Regions from separate parts of the Mus musculus genome. Here region 1 is linked to region 2. A link is a loop called in an ENCODE intact Hi-C map of the cell type or tissue named here. Cell type or tissue: left cerebral cortex. All regions are shown on one strand. Each heading gives the region's core, and the rest is flanking DNA. Links, peaks and the distances in the headings are about the cores only. Region 1 has its middle 110 kb from the start of Epha7. Region 2 overlaps Gm52725 (a long non-coding RNA gene).

Region 1 (8,344 bases), core at 184-8,183, 400 kb before region 2:
AAGATACTATATTATCCATCTTTGTCAATGAAATAACAAGAGGAGTTGACCTTTATTTATATAGAAAAATTAATATTGAACTACAAGAAACTAAAATAATTACATAAAAGTCACCAAAGGACATTTGAAAACATTCTGGCTTTTTTTTCTTCTCTAGAATAAGAGAATTACCAGTTTGATGTTATAGATCCAGCTTTTTAAAAGGCAATTTGTGTCTTAAAATTCCTTTCAGATGTATAAATAAACCAGAATAAAATATTTCAGACACATTTTTGACATAAGCTAAATGTAAGCCTAGAATAATTTGCTAAATGTCACAAGACAGGGAAAAATTAGTGGAATACAGAGCTGCTTTTAAGCTTAACTGTAGTATTTTCTTGTATCTGCTTAGAAAATCACCCCTGCTAGCACACAGAACACATTAAATCAAAAGGCTTTTCCCACCATGGTTAACGTCCTGGTTTTTATGATCTGCACAAGCCTTGATATTGCAGCACATATTTTACGCATGTAATTCTGTTTCAGGATTTTTTTTAAGACTAACGTACAATATGCTGAATTAATAATGCTTAAAAGTATAGTATATATGAGAAGCGTTCGAAAAAATCTTGATGAAAGGTGATATGTATTTATGAGGTGCCAGATGTTTGCTTTTAAAAGTAATTTTTATTAACTCACACTAGTGAGATTTGTATTGAAGTGGTCTCTTTGTGGTAGTATATTGTTTGAATTATGTTCTGTGAGACCTAGGCACAATAGGGTGAATAAAAAAAACCCCGTACCTTTCTAAATTTTATGTATTTTTAAAAATTGAACCATTGGGTCCCATTTCTAACACAGGTGCCACGGATTAGATGAAAAACAGTAAAAAGAGTTATACATTTCATATGCAAGTACAGGTGTTTAAAATGTAATGATTATTATTTTAAATATGTTTTATTATGGTGGTAATCATGATATCATATGCTTAAAGATCATGTTTCTTCCAAGGTGTTCAGAACACATGTCAGTCATCAATTATGTAACATTTCATTACTTCCATGCAGATATTATTGCCCCATTTTACAGAGGAGGTATTTTGTTACCAGATGACTTCTTTAAAAATCACCAGAATATTGTCAAGAGATTTTTATGTTTCTGATCACATTTTTTTCTCCAGACTTACACGCTTGTGTCTAACTGGTCTTTTTCTGTTCTTGTTGACTAGCAAGATGACCACTCTCCTGATGGTTAACGACTGCGACCAGCATGCTCAAGAAAGTTATTATACCTGCTTAAACATAAAGTAGAGCTCACAATGAAAAGGAGACATGTTTTACTAAACATTTAAGAATATTGATGGTATGTTTTAAAACAACATCTATACGCACATGGTATAGATAACCTACAATAGACTCCTGTGTTGGCCTGTTCTGCTCTCTAGTGTGTATGTTATTTCTGAAACTTGCTTGTGCTGTTTGAGCTTACTAAGGACTGCCTCTGGAAGTAGCCTCTGCTCCCTTTCCCTTCTTACTTAGGCTTCTCTATGGCGAAGCTTTTCTAATACCCCTTGTCCAGGGATTGCTGCTACCCTTATTCTGAGACAGAGGGAAGAAAGGTATTAAACAGCCAAGAGTTAAGACATTGTATTCTATAGAACACATAGAAGATAAATAATTCCCAAATTGAGAGGCTTCATATAAGGGGGTATGCTGCTCTATCCCAAACTAACTATGAAGAACTTGTTCTGGCTAATGGCCTCAATATAGCATCCCAACCTAATTTTTGCAGAAGGTTTTGAGGACATGGTTTAATGATGTTTATCTATCTATCTATCTATCTATCTATCTATCTATCTATCTATCTATCTATATCTACTTTTAAAATTTGTTTTTCTATATAGTTAAAATGTATTAAATATATGAATAATAATAACACTGTTAAGGATAGCCAAGGTATTCCTACTGTAACACATTCTCTGGGCCATGTAGAACATATTCCTTATACATTTCCTTGTGTCCAATGCTATTCATCTCTTGTCACATCTCAAAGTTTGTTACAGGCCTGTTCTAAGCTGTTAGAAGACTAAAATAAATGGTCTTCCTATAATGTAAAATCCATAGGTCTGAGAATCAGATTCTCAGGATGTAAATTTTTCATTTCTCTTAAGAAAATGTCATCAGCATTTGCAGAATTGAGTCCCATCCTCTGGCAGAAAGAAGAATTTTGAATAATGATACCCCTCGCTATGTGTTATTTGCCTTCTGTGACAGTGTGCAGGTGATGGAAACAGCCCAGAAGTATGAGCATGAGGCCGCTTCTCTTTCCTCTAAATGAGGTAAACACACACACCACTGTTCTTTTTTTGTGATCTGTGACCCTGAAAAAAAAAATGATACAAAACTTCCCAGTACAGTCCAAATACCAAAGTCCATCTTAACTTCGTGACATGGATATGCTGGATTTCTTGTTTACTCATTCTATTTATTCATTCAGCAACTGATTGGTTGAACAAAGATTTACCCGAATAACTGTATGAGCAGAATAGTTTCTAAAGAATACCATAAAAACACCTTAGGCACAAAATACAAATACGACCTGCTAAATCTATTTTTATTATTTTCGTGTATGTGATTTCCAGGTGGATCACTCTGTATTGTACAACCAATAAATGTACTAACCCTTAAGAAATAATTACTCTGCTTTTCTCAGCAGTTGTTAGCTGCCCGTAGTTATTTTTCTTGGGTGGATCTCCATGAAATTCTCCCTCTACCACATTACTATGTCCATTGATAATGCCACTGTTCAGATTTTGTTTGTGTTATCATTTGTAATTGAGACCATTTCATATTCAACCTCTTGGTAGTCTAGCTCTTATTTCTGTCCCTGTAGGTACCTCAAAGTCAGCTCAACTCACCCCAAAAACAAGTTCTCAGCACAAATGAGATTATTTGCCCCAGAGTGACAGAGCACAGGGAATAAGAGACAAAGACAGGAGGTAGAGGATGAGGGAGTTTTTCAGTACCTATTATTGAGATGTTCCCTGAATCATGGATGCATGAACTGTGACATAGATGTATTGATTAGATATAGGGTATGTAGGCAGATAACAATAACAATAAAAGCAAAAGGGACTTATAACCACAAGGCGTTGATGGAAGGCATTGCAGAAGGCTCTGTGGGCTGCTGGAGGGATAAAAGGGAGGGGAGAGCAAAACCAATATAATTCTATTTCAGTTAAAGTCACATTTAAGATAAAACACCTTGGGCAGGATCCCTCTTCCCAATCATTTTACATATTAGATAAACCACAGACAATTACTAAGATATTTTTCTTTTTTTATGAAAATTTCCAATTACATCTGCAGGCAAGCTTTTCTTTTCTGGCTGGTGTGTTAATCAGACACGACTGAAGCTTGGCCAGCAGTGGTCCATTCATATTTTCCTCTTTTTCTAAAGTTGAGTCACATCCTTCTCTCTCTCTCAAAAAAAAAAAAAGTAAAAGAAAAAAAAACCGAGAGAAAAGCTAAATATGACGCTGCCTTCCCTTTAGCAATCTGTCCACCCCTGCAATGATTCACAGCGCCATCCAGGCACTGCTTGCTCATCTCAGCAAGGAAACAGTGACTAGCAGAGCTAGGGCTGGAACATCTGTGATTTTCCTAAAGATAAAGATTTCTCTGAAAACCAGCCTTAAAATGAACAATACCCATGCACAACATTGTGAAAGCCAAGACAGCTTTTTAGTACACATTCATAGGTAGGTGCTTGAGTGAAGAGGGATTTGACATGGTGTAATTGCTGACTTTGTACACAGAAATGAAACTTGGTCTGAACATTTTAACCACAAGTATATTTATTTAAAATTTTGCAGTGTTATAGAATTTCATAGTTTATTAATACTAATAAATTTGAAGGAGAATAAATACTGAAAAGTGAAAGTTCCTTACTTTGTAAGACAATCAAAAGTAGAATGAGTTAACAACTGTGATTTTTTATTTTTAATATGCAAATCAGGTTTTTTAAACTTTTTATTGGATATTTTATTTATTTACATTTCAAATGTTATTATTCCCTTTCCCGATTTCCCCTCCAAAAGCCATTCCCCCTCCTCCTGCTTCTGAGGGTGTATCCCACCCACCCTTGCCTCCTTGCCTTCCTATTCTCCTACAATGGGGCATCAAGCTTTCATGGGACCAAGGCCATCCTCTGATATATAATATCCTTGGTTGGTGGTTTAGACCCTGGGAACTCTGGTTGGTTGATATTGTTGTTCTTCCAATGGGGTTGCAAACCCCTTTAGCTCCTTCAGTCCTTTCTAGGACCCTGTGATCAGCTCAGTGGTTGGAATTATTATTATTATTATTTTTTTTTAATGACAAAGAATAGTTTTGCTCTTTCATCCTTTTACAGGGTGGATTTAGATGTTCATGAAACAAGAGTTGGGAGTGGCTTATAGTTCTTTTCTTTTTCTTTTTTTTACAACTCCCATCCAACACAGAAATGCCTTTGTACTTGTCAACAAATGTTCGCCTTTAGTACTCAAAGATTCCAAAACTAGTAAAACTCTGTTCTCTCCTCCCCTCATACATGTTGCAGTAATTCTCCAATCCAAACATGCCCTAGCAATGAAAACACAACTCAATTAATATGAATACATGGTGTGTGCCTAGATTGGGCAGATCTACCGCTACACTACAGTCTTTCCCATCTATGAGACCCCTTAGAACTAGCAGTTCCTCCAGGCCAGGGGCTTCTGCTGTGCTTTCCTTCCACCCTGTCCTTGGTTGTCCTCTCTCTCCCCCACTCCTTCTTCTCTCTCTCTCTCAACTTTCAGGTCCACCTGCCCTTTATCTGTCCAATCACTGGCTTTAGCCTTTATTTTACAAATTAAGGTGGGAAGAAGGTTTACAGGAAATCACCTGAGGGCTGACTCATTCCTAGTTCACAACCCCTCCCAGGAGAAAGGAATTAGCATAAAATTACATATAGCTCCAGAGCTATCCACAACACTTACAGGCCTCTGGTAGTTGAACTTAGGACTCCAGGCTTGGTGGCAGCAAGTGCTTTTACTCTTGATCTGGGTCATCTTGTTCTAAGATTTGGGACTTGGATGACTGTAAAGAATTTCTATTAAAAAATTTTTTCTGAAATATTGCCCTTTTAATTTTATACATTTGACCTGGTTAGTGCTAGCTCTTTACATATTTGAAGAGGGAAATTCTTTTCTCTCCACTTCTTTTTCTCGTTTTCCAGGGGCAGAGGTAGTAGACTTCTTTTGGCAAGAGGAGTACATGCAAACATGTTATGTAGAAGGAGAAAACACCATGGACAAATGTAAGGAACGAGCATGTTACATTAACAACACTGACTACGTGTGTCAGAGCAGGGAATTTGTGAGAGTTAGTAAAAGTAATCAGAAAAGGGTCAGGTTGAGTTCTAGTCTGTCAGCCTTCCTTCCTTCCTCCCTTCCTCCCTTCCTTCCTTCCTTCCTTCCTTCCTTCCTTCCTTCCTTCCTTCCTTCCTTCCTTCCTTCCTTCCTTCCTAATTTTTATTTTTCTTTCTCTCTGAGAAAGGTCTGAGAAAAAGATTCACTCTATAGTTAAGTCTAGCCGATAACTAAATTCTATCCCAGGCTGGACTCAAACTCAAGACAATTCTCCTGCTGCAACCATCAGGGTGCCAGGGTTTTAGGTGTGAACCTCCATACCTTTCTGAGGTAGGGTAGTTGTAAGGCCAAAGACCATTGTCAGAGAGATTGATCAAAGTACAGATCAGAATTACAACAAACTCCCCTTCCAACTGTACATGAATTTCTTTCTGTTCTCCTTTCCTTATGCCAGTTTTTCTGCTTCCCAGCCAGTGTTATGAAATCCATTCTCTTTGAATGTGGGTTGGACTTAGACATCTGTTCCTAAGGAACAGAGGATTCAAGACTGTTGCGCACTTGCTCATCTAGTTTCAAAAAAATATGTAGCTTCTCAGTGGCAGAGCCTCTACTGCATTTTCTTTATTATTTTTTTCTTCTTTTCTTTTTAAAAAAATTTTATTAGATATTTTCTTCATTTACATTTCAAATGCTATCCCCAAAGCCCCCTATACTCTCCCTGGCCCTGTTCCCCAACCCACCCACTCCCACTTCCTGGCCCTGGCATTCCCCTGTACTGGGGCATATGATCTTCTCAAGACCAAGGGCCTCTCCTCCAGTTGATGGCCGACTAGGCCATCCTCTGCTACCTATGCAACTAGAGACACAGCTCTGGGGGGTACTGGTTAGTTCATAGTGATGTTCCTCCTATAGCGTTGCAGAGCCCTTTAGCTCTTTGGGTACTTTGCAAACTCTCCTGAAGGGAGCTGGCACTCTGGAGAGGCTCTTGTTCAGCCACCTTCTGGAGGCTGCTACCCCAATTAGAGAAAACTAAGGCCTCCATTCCAACAGGAACTAAGCTCTCAAAGGCCATGAGAACATGGAAGGGAATCTTTTCTTAGTTCTGAGATGTCTTTATCCCAGATGATATGAAGTTCAAACAAAAGACTGGTTAAGCCAGGCCTGCATTCCTAAGCTGGAAACTGAGTTAGTATACACATGTTGTTTTAAGCTGCTAACCTTTCTTGTAAATTGCTGTGCAGCGACATGATTAATAGAAGAATATCTGCAGGACATTTTTAATTGTTTTAAATGTAAATGCCAACTTAGCACTTACCTCTTGGATAGCTGAAGGAGGAGATTAGCCTGTTGCAAAGGATTGGGGGGCATATCACACAAGAAAGATGGAGAAATGCTGTGAACAAGGCAAGGTGACACCTACAAAGTAAAAAAGATTACAAATATTTAGATTGGGGATTGCATTTCTTTTGTTCTGGTATGTACACAGTCACATAGTTTATTCACACTAACAGTAAAAAAAACCAGAACTCTATCATCTGGAATGAGGTATTATCAACATAAAAGAGAATACTGCTATGTCCCTAAAGTCTACACCTTATACAGTTTTACAAGAGCTTTATAGATGCAAAGCATGTGCAGGGACAAAATGGTCAAGCTTCTTTCCTTAAGCTGGTAGAACAGACATATATTTGGACTCTAACTGGAACCTCAACAATTAAAACAGAAGTTAGCCCTCTTTGTGGTTTGCCACTATCTTTCAAGGGAAAAAAAAATCATTCCAAATACTCAGAGTTACAATGTAAACCTTTGACACCAGAGCCAAAGCATGAAAACAGAAACAATAACACAAACAGGTGAAGGGCTGCCAATCAAAGTAACTGGGCTTGCTCTGTCAGGTCCCCTAAAACACTCCTGCTTTTCTGTGAACAAAATTCATTGACTTTCTAATTTCATATTTTTAAAAACATTATGTATTTGATATGATCAGGCTTTCTTATCTGGTGGGCTAGGAAAGCTGGGGAAATTACATAAAGTGTTTTCTTTGAAAACCTAAAAACAAGTCATTAAGGATTTAGGAGACCATGATGCAGGAAGGAAAAGAGATTCTGAAAGAGGCCTGCCTACGTGCATCTGTGTTTCTCTGGAGGCTGGGGCATCAGGAGATTCTTATTTATTGTAAATTGTTTAAAACTTGTGATAAATTGGACATGTCTAGAACCCAAAACTCCAGTCTATGTTGATCAAATCAAGGACTTATAATAAACCATAATTCATTGAATATAAGTTTCTAAACTGAACAAATTAGAGACTAAAAAACAAACCAGAGATAAGAAACATGTACCCTGACTTTTATAGGAAGTGAAAATCACATTAGAGCCAGAATCCCAGAAACTGGATCAAGGAAAATAGAATGTGCTAGTACCTTTGGCTATTTGCTTAAACCAAATATAAATCTTCAGACTGTTTCAATTCTATGTAAGACAAATATTTCACTGTACAATTAAGCAGTTAGAAAACTGGGGAAAATTATACTATCATTAATTAAAAACCATCAGTTACCTCCATAAGCACAGGACTAAAGCAAACCTGATGCCAGCTATGGGACACTATTGAGAATAGCTAAGGGTCTGAGTTATCTCAGAAGCATTCCTTTGTTTTGCTTGATAAAAAAAAGGAAAACAACTAATAATCTGCACATAAAAGAACTGATTGTGGGCAAGACAGACAAACAGAGACTTTGAGAGGTGTGGCTTGGATTTATGAAACTCAAGATTTGGGTATGAGAAGCAGAGACTCTGCCTCAGTGTATTCAAACGTTCTCAAGCAGAAGAGTGCTAGAGGCCAAACAAGCAAGACTGAAGTCAAATGTATCAAAAGAGTGAGGGCTACCCTGTGCTCTTTGATTGGAAGTCAATTATTGCAATTGTGTTGGCTTTCTATAGCTTGTTCTAAAGAAGTAATGTAAACTAAACCAGA
Region 2 (8,344 bases), core at 191-8,190:
TGAGGCTGAACATGTCCTCTCAGATGACTCCTGGTGCTCTGACTCTGAGAAAACCTTGTAGTCTGCCATCTGACTCAGTAATGCATGGGTTTCTATCTCAGCATCATCCCACAGTATTTTCAGTTTTTAAGCAATTTAATTATACTTTTTAAACCTAGCTTATTTCACTTTAAAGTGAAGCCATTGAGATAATTCAGACTTTAGGCATTATATATAGAAGACCCAGAATACTGATCTGTTAAACTCTTTGCCCCTAGCTGGAACTAGACACTAGATTTCTTTTTCTCCTTTTATCTTTTTCTTTATCTTTTTCCTTTTATTTTTCTTTTTTTGTTTTTTTGTTTTTTGTTTTGTTTTGTTTTGGTTTGGTTTGTTTTTTTTCAGGCTTTCTCTGTATAGCCCTGGCTGTCCTGGAACTCACTTTGTAGACCAGGCTGGCCTCGAACTCAGAAACCCTCCTGCCTCTGCCTCCCGAGTGCTGGGATTAAAGGCATGCACCACCAATCCTGGCTAGGTTTGTTTTTCTTAAGGTAAGATGTTTGTTGAACTCAATGAACAGTATTTAAAGGAGAGTATATTGAGTGTTTTTAACTTTTATGGTGTGATAAAAGTGATGAAAGTCCATCAATCTAATCAATCTATCATTTATTTTATAAATGTTTGACTGTAAATAAAAGTTCACTACTAAAGCTAGTGACCCAAGGCAGTGATATTAGTGAAGTAACATTAGCAAGTATTTTGATCTACTGCAGGAAGAAAACTCATGAAATAACAACAAAAGACAATGGATGAGAATGTTCATTCACCAAAATAAAATAAAGTTTTTAGGAACTGCTATTCCATAAAAACGAATTTGTTTTTTGATGAAATAAGTGTATTGGCTTTATAATTGGCTAAAAATAAAAATATCTTCTTGGGCAAGCTGAATTGTGCCATTTTGTATATGTAGCCAAGTGTTGAAACAACAGGAATTTCCTGGTTGATTTAAGATATTTGTACTGAGTCATGGATTAATTACATAACAACTAGGGGGCATATCCAATCAACAGAGACAAATGTGACTCGTAAATTTATTTTAATTCATAGTAAATAGTATTACAGAATAATATTCTAATGACTTTTAAGTTAAGAACAAAATAGAAAATATTAAAAAAAAAAAAAAAAACAGTCCTTAATCTTTGAAGACTGGCATATGCTGAGTCACAGGATTAGAAACAAAGGAGGCTTTAAGGCTTTGAAGGTATTCCAGACACTCATGCTGTTTTTCAAAATCAATTTAGAAAATAAGTACAAACTATATTAGGAAATAACTGCATGTCCTGGCATCCACATTTAATCAGGTGGCAGCAACTGAGTCCCCAAACAGTGATCTATAAATGAACAATGCAGCATTATTAGTAATACAGCCTCACACTTCATGAACCAAGCTAAAAATAACAGCACAGTGTAAAGCTCCTTGCCATGAGGCACCCATTGCAGAGGCATCTCTTCTGCATCATATCCTCACCCCTAAAAGGGGTAAAAAAATCAATAGAACTGTCACTGAGTCATCCACACTTCTTAACTCTGGTCCCTCCTGGCAGATGCAGCACCCGCTGCTGTTTCTGGTTCTGCAGTCTGGCCTGCTTCACCAGTGATGGTAGTTACTGGCAGTGGTAGGGATTTGAGCAGATCTGACTCAGTGTCACACAGGCCAATATTATCATGCACCCCATGAGTAAGGAGAAACTGCCAAAAATGTTCTTAATTCACAATAGGCAGATTACAAGAGTCCAAATGGAGCTGCAGTCCAGATGCTGTGGAGGAAGAGCAGGAGGAGGAGGAAGAGGAGGAAGAAAAGAAGGAGGAGGAGGAGAAAAGGGAGGAGAAGGAGGAGAGGGAGGAGAGGGAGGAGGAGGAGGAGGAGGAGGAGGAGGAGGAGAAAAGGGAGGAGAAGGAGGAGGAGGAGGAGGAGGAGGAGGAGGAGGAGGAGGAGGAGGAGGAGGAGGAGGAGGAGGAGGAAAGTGATGATAGAATTCTTTTTTTTTCTTTTCTGTTTTTGTCTGTCCCTTTTTGTTTAGTCCATAGGTCTGGAGTTTTGATGAATGGCTAATGACCCCTTTTTAGCTGTATCTTTAAAGACAGTCTTGAAGGAACCATGAGATGAAAGGATTCTACTTAGAATATAAAAGAAGATGCCATCATTCACCCTTTTCCCTGAGCCTGCGTTCTTCCTACCCAACCCTCCCTCCCTTCTTTCCTTCTCTCTTCTATCCATTGGTAACAGTTTACTACTTGACACTGATTTGGCTTTTCTCTTTTAAAAGGAAGGGATTTTTTTTTTCATTCTGAATAGTGTGTGTGTGTGTGTGTGTGTGTGTGTGTGTGTGTGTTTATGTAGGAATATAATTAACTGACAGTTTCTAAATACTTTCTTAGCCACTTTATACTGCCTTTGGCATTTTCTTCAAACTCCTTTAGTTTTTACCTTGGTTAAAATTTTAAGTTCTCAAACCTTGAATTAAGTACAAATCTATTTGTAATATAAATAGAAAAGTCATGAAGAATAAACATATTTCCATACTTTCCTGGGATATTGAAAATAGCTTTTTTACACTGGAAAAAGCACCAATTTAACCTTTCTAGCAATGAGAGAAAAGGCTGATTCACCCCCACCTAAAACAATTTGTTGTTATAACAGCACTTGTAACATAATCGCAACTACCCTATGGAGTGTTCATTGCTTTTTAGATTCACAAGAACTGTTTTTTGTTTTTTTGTTTCCTGGGTCTGTATTACATCAACATAAATTACAAAGTGGTTGGATGCATAAAATATTTAGAAAATTATCTTGCTTTAAAAAGAAATCACTTAAAGTGGTGCTATTTTCAAAGAGCTGTGCAGTCTATGATATATCAAGGATGTGAAAATGACTTTTTGTGTTAGAAAATTGGCCTTTAACAAAGCAAAAAAAAAAAAAAAAAAAAAAAAGTTAGACAATTCTAAGTGCAAAGCTATTAACTGACTGATTTCTGATCCCTGACTTCGGATGTCATCCTCAACCCAGTGACTGGCTGCTCCTCATCCTGTGGGAACAGCAGGCTTCCGAAGAGCCTTCTTTACAAATAACCATCAGTTCAGACAGAGGAGACCCAAGGAGAGCCAGTTCAATCTTTCGCATCATTACCGGCCTCATTGTTTTGCAAATCAGCCGCACAAAGTGGAACACGTGCACGAATCCTCTTACAGGTTTCTGAATGCCGGGGATTTCAGACTCTCGAATCCTGGTGATTAGCAGTAAATGAATAAGCTGCATGACAAATCGTTACCTTCACCAGATAAGAGACTAGTTTCAATTAAAGATTGCCGGTTATAGCTTGAGTTCCTCAAGATGTGTCCATCTATAATGAACCCCTGTTTGTCAGTCAATCCAGCATTATTGTGCAGTCAGCCTTACTGACACGACCTTATTCGAATAGCTCAAAACGTTATCTCTAAAGCATTCTATTTATAGTAGAAATATGTAGACCAAACCCAAACACTGTCTAATTTAACATGTGATTCCTCTCTTGGCAAATAACTCGTCTCAAGAGATTCTAAATCTCGAATTGGGGAAGTCCTGAGGCCATGAGACCAAACAAAGCATAAATGAGTTGTCTCTAGCTTGTCTGGCAAAGTTGGTTTTTTGTTTGTTTGTTTGGTTGGTTGGTTGGTTGGTTGGTTGTTTTTGTTTGTTTGTTTGTTTTGTTTTGTAAGTTGATGTTACAAATGTAACTCTTCATCACCTTTGGTCATATTTCACTATGAGTATTTGCTATGGAGTTTTAAAATTTTTGGTAATGATGTTTCAGTACAGTTTCCCACACAAGTAAAAGTCTCGAGTTGTTTATTTGGGTCTCTAACAGTGAAAGCCTCTAATTACAGAGTGCAGCTAGCAAGTCAGCTGAGCGGGCCTCACAAAACATCACGCCCAATGCCAAGGCACAGAGAGAATTTACAATGCATTTCTCACTTTACAACGTTTGGATATTTAACGTTTTGTTACTTTTAAGGTTGTAGTCATCTCTGCAATAAGATATTCTTCACCCCTGTTTTTAATCTCTTAATTAAAGAGAACTTAATCTCCACTGATGCAGAGAAATTGCCTGAGGCTGACGGCCCTGTAGGTGTGAAAATATACTTCTCTAGACTAAAATCACAGTATAGGAAACAGTTGGCACTGACCCACATTCTGACTTACTCATGTGGGCAGTTCTATGTCACTTTACTGCGGAGCGCATTTATTTGTTACACATAGAAGAGCAATATTGGTTGCGTGGAGTACACAAGGAGAGAAACGATTTCCCTCCCACTACCATCTGCTGTGGAACACACAGGTTTTCCCATACAGGTTTAGTGCAAGCTCCTGTCCTTGGAGCAGAGGCAGGCACAGACTGGGCTGTGATCACAGTGTGAACCTTCCTCCCACTCCTCAGCCCACAGACATGTTCTCAGGCTGCATTCCGATTCTGAATATAGACTTCCAAGGAGCTGTTGAAACATGAGCCACTTGGGTAAACAGCAGAGGCAGGAGATGGATTGGGTGAACTGACAGGGCCTCGGAGCGCATGCTCAGTGGCTGCTGTGCTTATGAGACCAATTCTCCTAAAATGTTGAGATATTTAAAGTTTTCACTAAATAATTATTGATTTATATTCATAAAACTAAACGCAATTTCTATGTTACTTATCCATACTAGTGAGAGTAAGGGGACACTGAGGAAAGAGTTATTTATGGAATGCTGAGTATAACTCCCGCCTGACACTCTTGTACCTTTCTGTCTCGGCCTCCCTCCACCTCTCTGTCGTTCACACAGCCTACTTGGAAGATTAGCACTATGATTACAGAGCTACAAATCCAAAGGCTTACTTTGTGTCCTTGCCTAACCATGTATAGTTTGTAGACTATTTCCTAAATTGTTTAAGGTGCTTGCTTATCTAGACTCATCCTTTAACCCCCATTGTTGTTTTACATGTATCTGTTCACAACCAAGTATATGGTAAATTTAAGAAAAAAGGACCAACATTTTCTTTATGGAGTTTACTTTCTATCTTATTCTGATACATATTTAACATTAATCAAAAAAATGTACAAATATGGGAACGATAAACGGCTCAGTGGTCAAAGGGGTCTGAGACTGAAAATCTGGATTCGTTCCACAGTGCCTACATGGTAGAATGGCAAAAAATGACTCCCAGAAGTGGTCATGACATTTCCAGATGTGCCAAAGAATATGAACACACACACACACACACACACACACACACACACACACACACACACACACACAATGAGGAAAATATTTAAAACTATAACAAAGACAAAACTGCTTTAACTGCATCATGGGCTCATAACTTTCATTGTTAGCAATGTAAGTTTTACGTTATAAAAATTCTACCCTGAAATCTAATGAACGAACTTTGAAACAGAGTGAGAAGATCTACATATAACATTGGTTACAATTATTGGGCTCTTGTTTATTGTTGTTTAAAAGGAAAGATGAAGTTAATCTCTGTTATAAGAATGGGAGGAGTGAGATTGAGAGTGAGGGCAGGGCACCCCCTACTGATTTCACCACACAGACCTGAGCAAGAATGATAGGGACCCTGTGTTCCTTCCCACACAATGTCAGCTTAGCTTATAGCCAGGGACAGGCATTTGCCATCCCCTTTTCCTTAGGCTGTCCTGGAAGCAAGCTTTTTAGTTGATAGAGAATGATTTCATCTGTGAGGTTGCAATTTTTCTGAAAAGGTGTTTATTTTCAAACTAGAATCTCTTTTCCCATAAACTTAACCCTTACTGTAATTATAATCAATTCTGCTATATAACTAATGGCCCATTACTGTCAGGTCTAAAGGAAACACCAATCCCCCAAACTCCAAAAGGCAGTCCAAATATCCAGAAACAAGCTTAATCAGGACTATAAGACTTCTGTCTGATACAAGCCACCATTCACCAGGAACTTGTGAAGCCTGGTCCTATCTACCAAAATAAGTCATTTACCTTCCAGCAGTCAAAGTAGAAATATGGCTCTCCAATTAACATATATGTGTGTTTCCTATCAGCATAAGGCAGATCCATTCTAGCCTCCAGGCTCTGTCAGTTCCTTCATATGAGTACTTGGCTTGCATCTCCAAGCCCTACACCAGGCTCCTGACCCTCCCCTTCCCACAGCTCCTCAGCATTCTTAGAACCCAGCTATCCTCACTACTCTAGGCTCCTGGTTTGCTACTCTAACCATACTCTCCCTAGCGGCTACTCTGCGCTATTATCCCCTTTGACAAATATGCCTAGTCATGTCCATTCCATTGTACCGAGGGATTGTTTATCCTGTGTTTTAAAACACACCAAAAAGGTTAAGAACACAATCCCTAATAATGCTGTAGATACTTGGAAAGGCTAGAATCTTGTTTGTGCTTTAACTTCAAAGGCTCCCCGATCTGAAAGAACTCCCTGCACTAATGTTATTTCTCAGACATTGTTTTCGAGGACTATTAATAATAATATTCCATCTGCTGTATTCCGTTTTAGCACGGATTCATGCAAGCTCACATAAATCTATGTGTAATGCATTTAGGACAGTTTCTGGCAGTGTTAAAAAAAAAGTGAACTCTGTCTTGTTTCTAAATCCCTGACCATATTTCTGCCTTTTTGTAAGGGAGGGATATGGTCTATTTTAAAATCCTATAACACCTGCCAAATATTTTAAAGACCACTTTTGGGGAAAAAAAAACAGCTAAAATCAGGCAAACCGGCAGCAATACACACACACACACACACACACACACACACACACACACACACACACACACAAAAGATTTTATATATATATATATATATATATATATACATATATATACACATACATATGTATATATATATATATATATATATATATATATATATATATCAAAGCTTATAGTATATAGTGGTATTTATTGGTAAAAAATTCTAAGTGTATGACAACAGACAAAAATAAACCAAGATTGGTGGAGGGGTTTAGAACTACTTTGGAAGCAGTATCACCTATGGTGAAACACTATCTATTCAGAGCAGACACATACACAAACTCAGAATTTCAACTGAAGAAACTGAGATTTAGACATCATAGAAAACTAGAGTGCCATCTCATGTGTAGCACATGATAGTCAGCATTCAAATCCCTGACTGTTTTCTGCTGAAGTCATTTCTGTAATCATTATGAAAATTGTTTGTGCATATGGGCTTTAGGAAGCAAACTACATTGTTATAGTTGACTGGAGTCATGTTAGATAAATCTTATTTATTATGAGATTAGTGTATATGTATTGCATTGCAGTATCAGCAAAATATACCCTGTAAGTAAAATTCATGCAATTTCTGATCTGTACAATTTTTGTAACAATTTTTTATGTGAGAGAAGAACAAATAGCTTTTTAATTATGTCCTCATTTTTTTATATTTTACAAAATGAAAAAGAATGGTATCTTAGAAATATTAGAGAAGATATTTTAACATCTCATGAATAAAATGTAAAATAAATTTGGGAGGAAGTGAATATATGTAATTTGGGAGCAAATTCATATTCACATTTTTTCATTTCTAATCTCTTCATTGTCTCTTCCACTATACATATTTTCATACTTCCATGTCCTCTTTTTTCTTAAGTAATATAGTATTTTATGTATCTCACCTCATCCTTCCTTTCTGATTCATTCATTATTATTATTCTTATAACTTAAACCATTGAAATAAATGTTAGAGTCATTGTAGGACATGGATTTGTGGTTCGAAGTCAGTTCGCAATCACTTATAAATGCTCTGTGACTTGCTTTTGATCAATACAGACAACCTCTGTTTGGGAAATAATTTTAAACTTCATCATGCATCATATGACAAACCTGATAAATTAAAAGTTATATAATATGCCAATATTTTTATACAAATCATTAAAATCAACACATTTCTCAAGTGAAATCATATTTATAGAGTTGGCCTCATAAAGAAACTAATATGAACTATATTAAAAGACATACAATGAAAACAAAAGCATTATGCGTGCGTACATTTGGCCCATTAAGCTCAAATAAAGACATTCCTAAACTTCCTTGTGAAAAAATTTAAAACATTCAGTTTTTGATTGTTTGTTTGTTTTTCATGAAAATCCTCCACTCATGTTGGAGGGAGCTCTGTGGAAGGGAAGATGGTAAAATTGTAAGAGCCACTTAAAGGGAAAGTCTTGTATTTTCTGTAATCCACATTTTTAATTTCTAAAACCTTTTAAAAAGTGGTTCCTTCTGCCCCTCCATCACACCTCTGTGGTGTTCTCATTTTGATTCTTCTTAGG

What was found. A loop is a pair of places that touch in the nucleus more often than their neighbours do. Peaks named below come from ENCODE experiments on the same cell type or tissue, not always from the same donor. Only the 100,000 strongest peaks of a DNase experiment are listed, where the experiment ranks them.
Region 1: a loop joins it to region 2, with 11 times the contacts of the local background. A loop is called at or near these places in 3 of 42 quality-filtered maps.

The regions. Positions count from the first base shown.
Region 1 is chr4:28,695,899-28,704,242 of GRCm38, reverse strand. No RefSeq gene overlaps it. Among named protein-coding and RNA genes, the nearest start is that of Epha7, 110 kb to the left of the region's middle. In left cerebral cortex, for the core only: no CTCF peak of the experiment used is centred there; DNase peaks (open chromatin) are centred at 3,566, 5,870 and 6,336; H3K27ac peaks cover 2,024 bases.
Region 2 is chr4:28,295,153-28,303,496 of GRCm38, reverse strand. The region is part of intron 2 of Gm52725 (a long non-coding RNA gene); the gene reads right to left. Among named protein-coding and RNA genes, the nearest start is that of Gm25378, 66 kb to the left of the region's middle. In left cerebral cortex, for the core only: no CTCF peak of the experiment used is centred there; DNase peaks (open chromatin) are centred at 1,603, 3,286, 4,401 and 5,608; H3K27ac peaks cover 1,321 bases.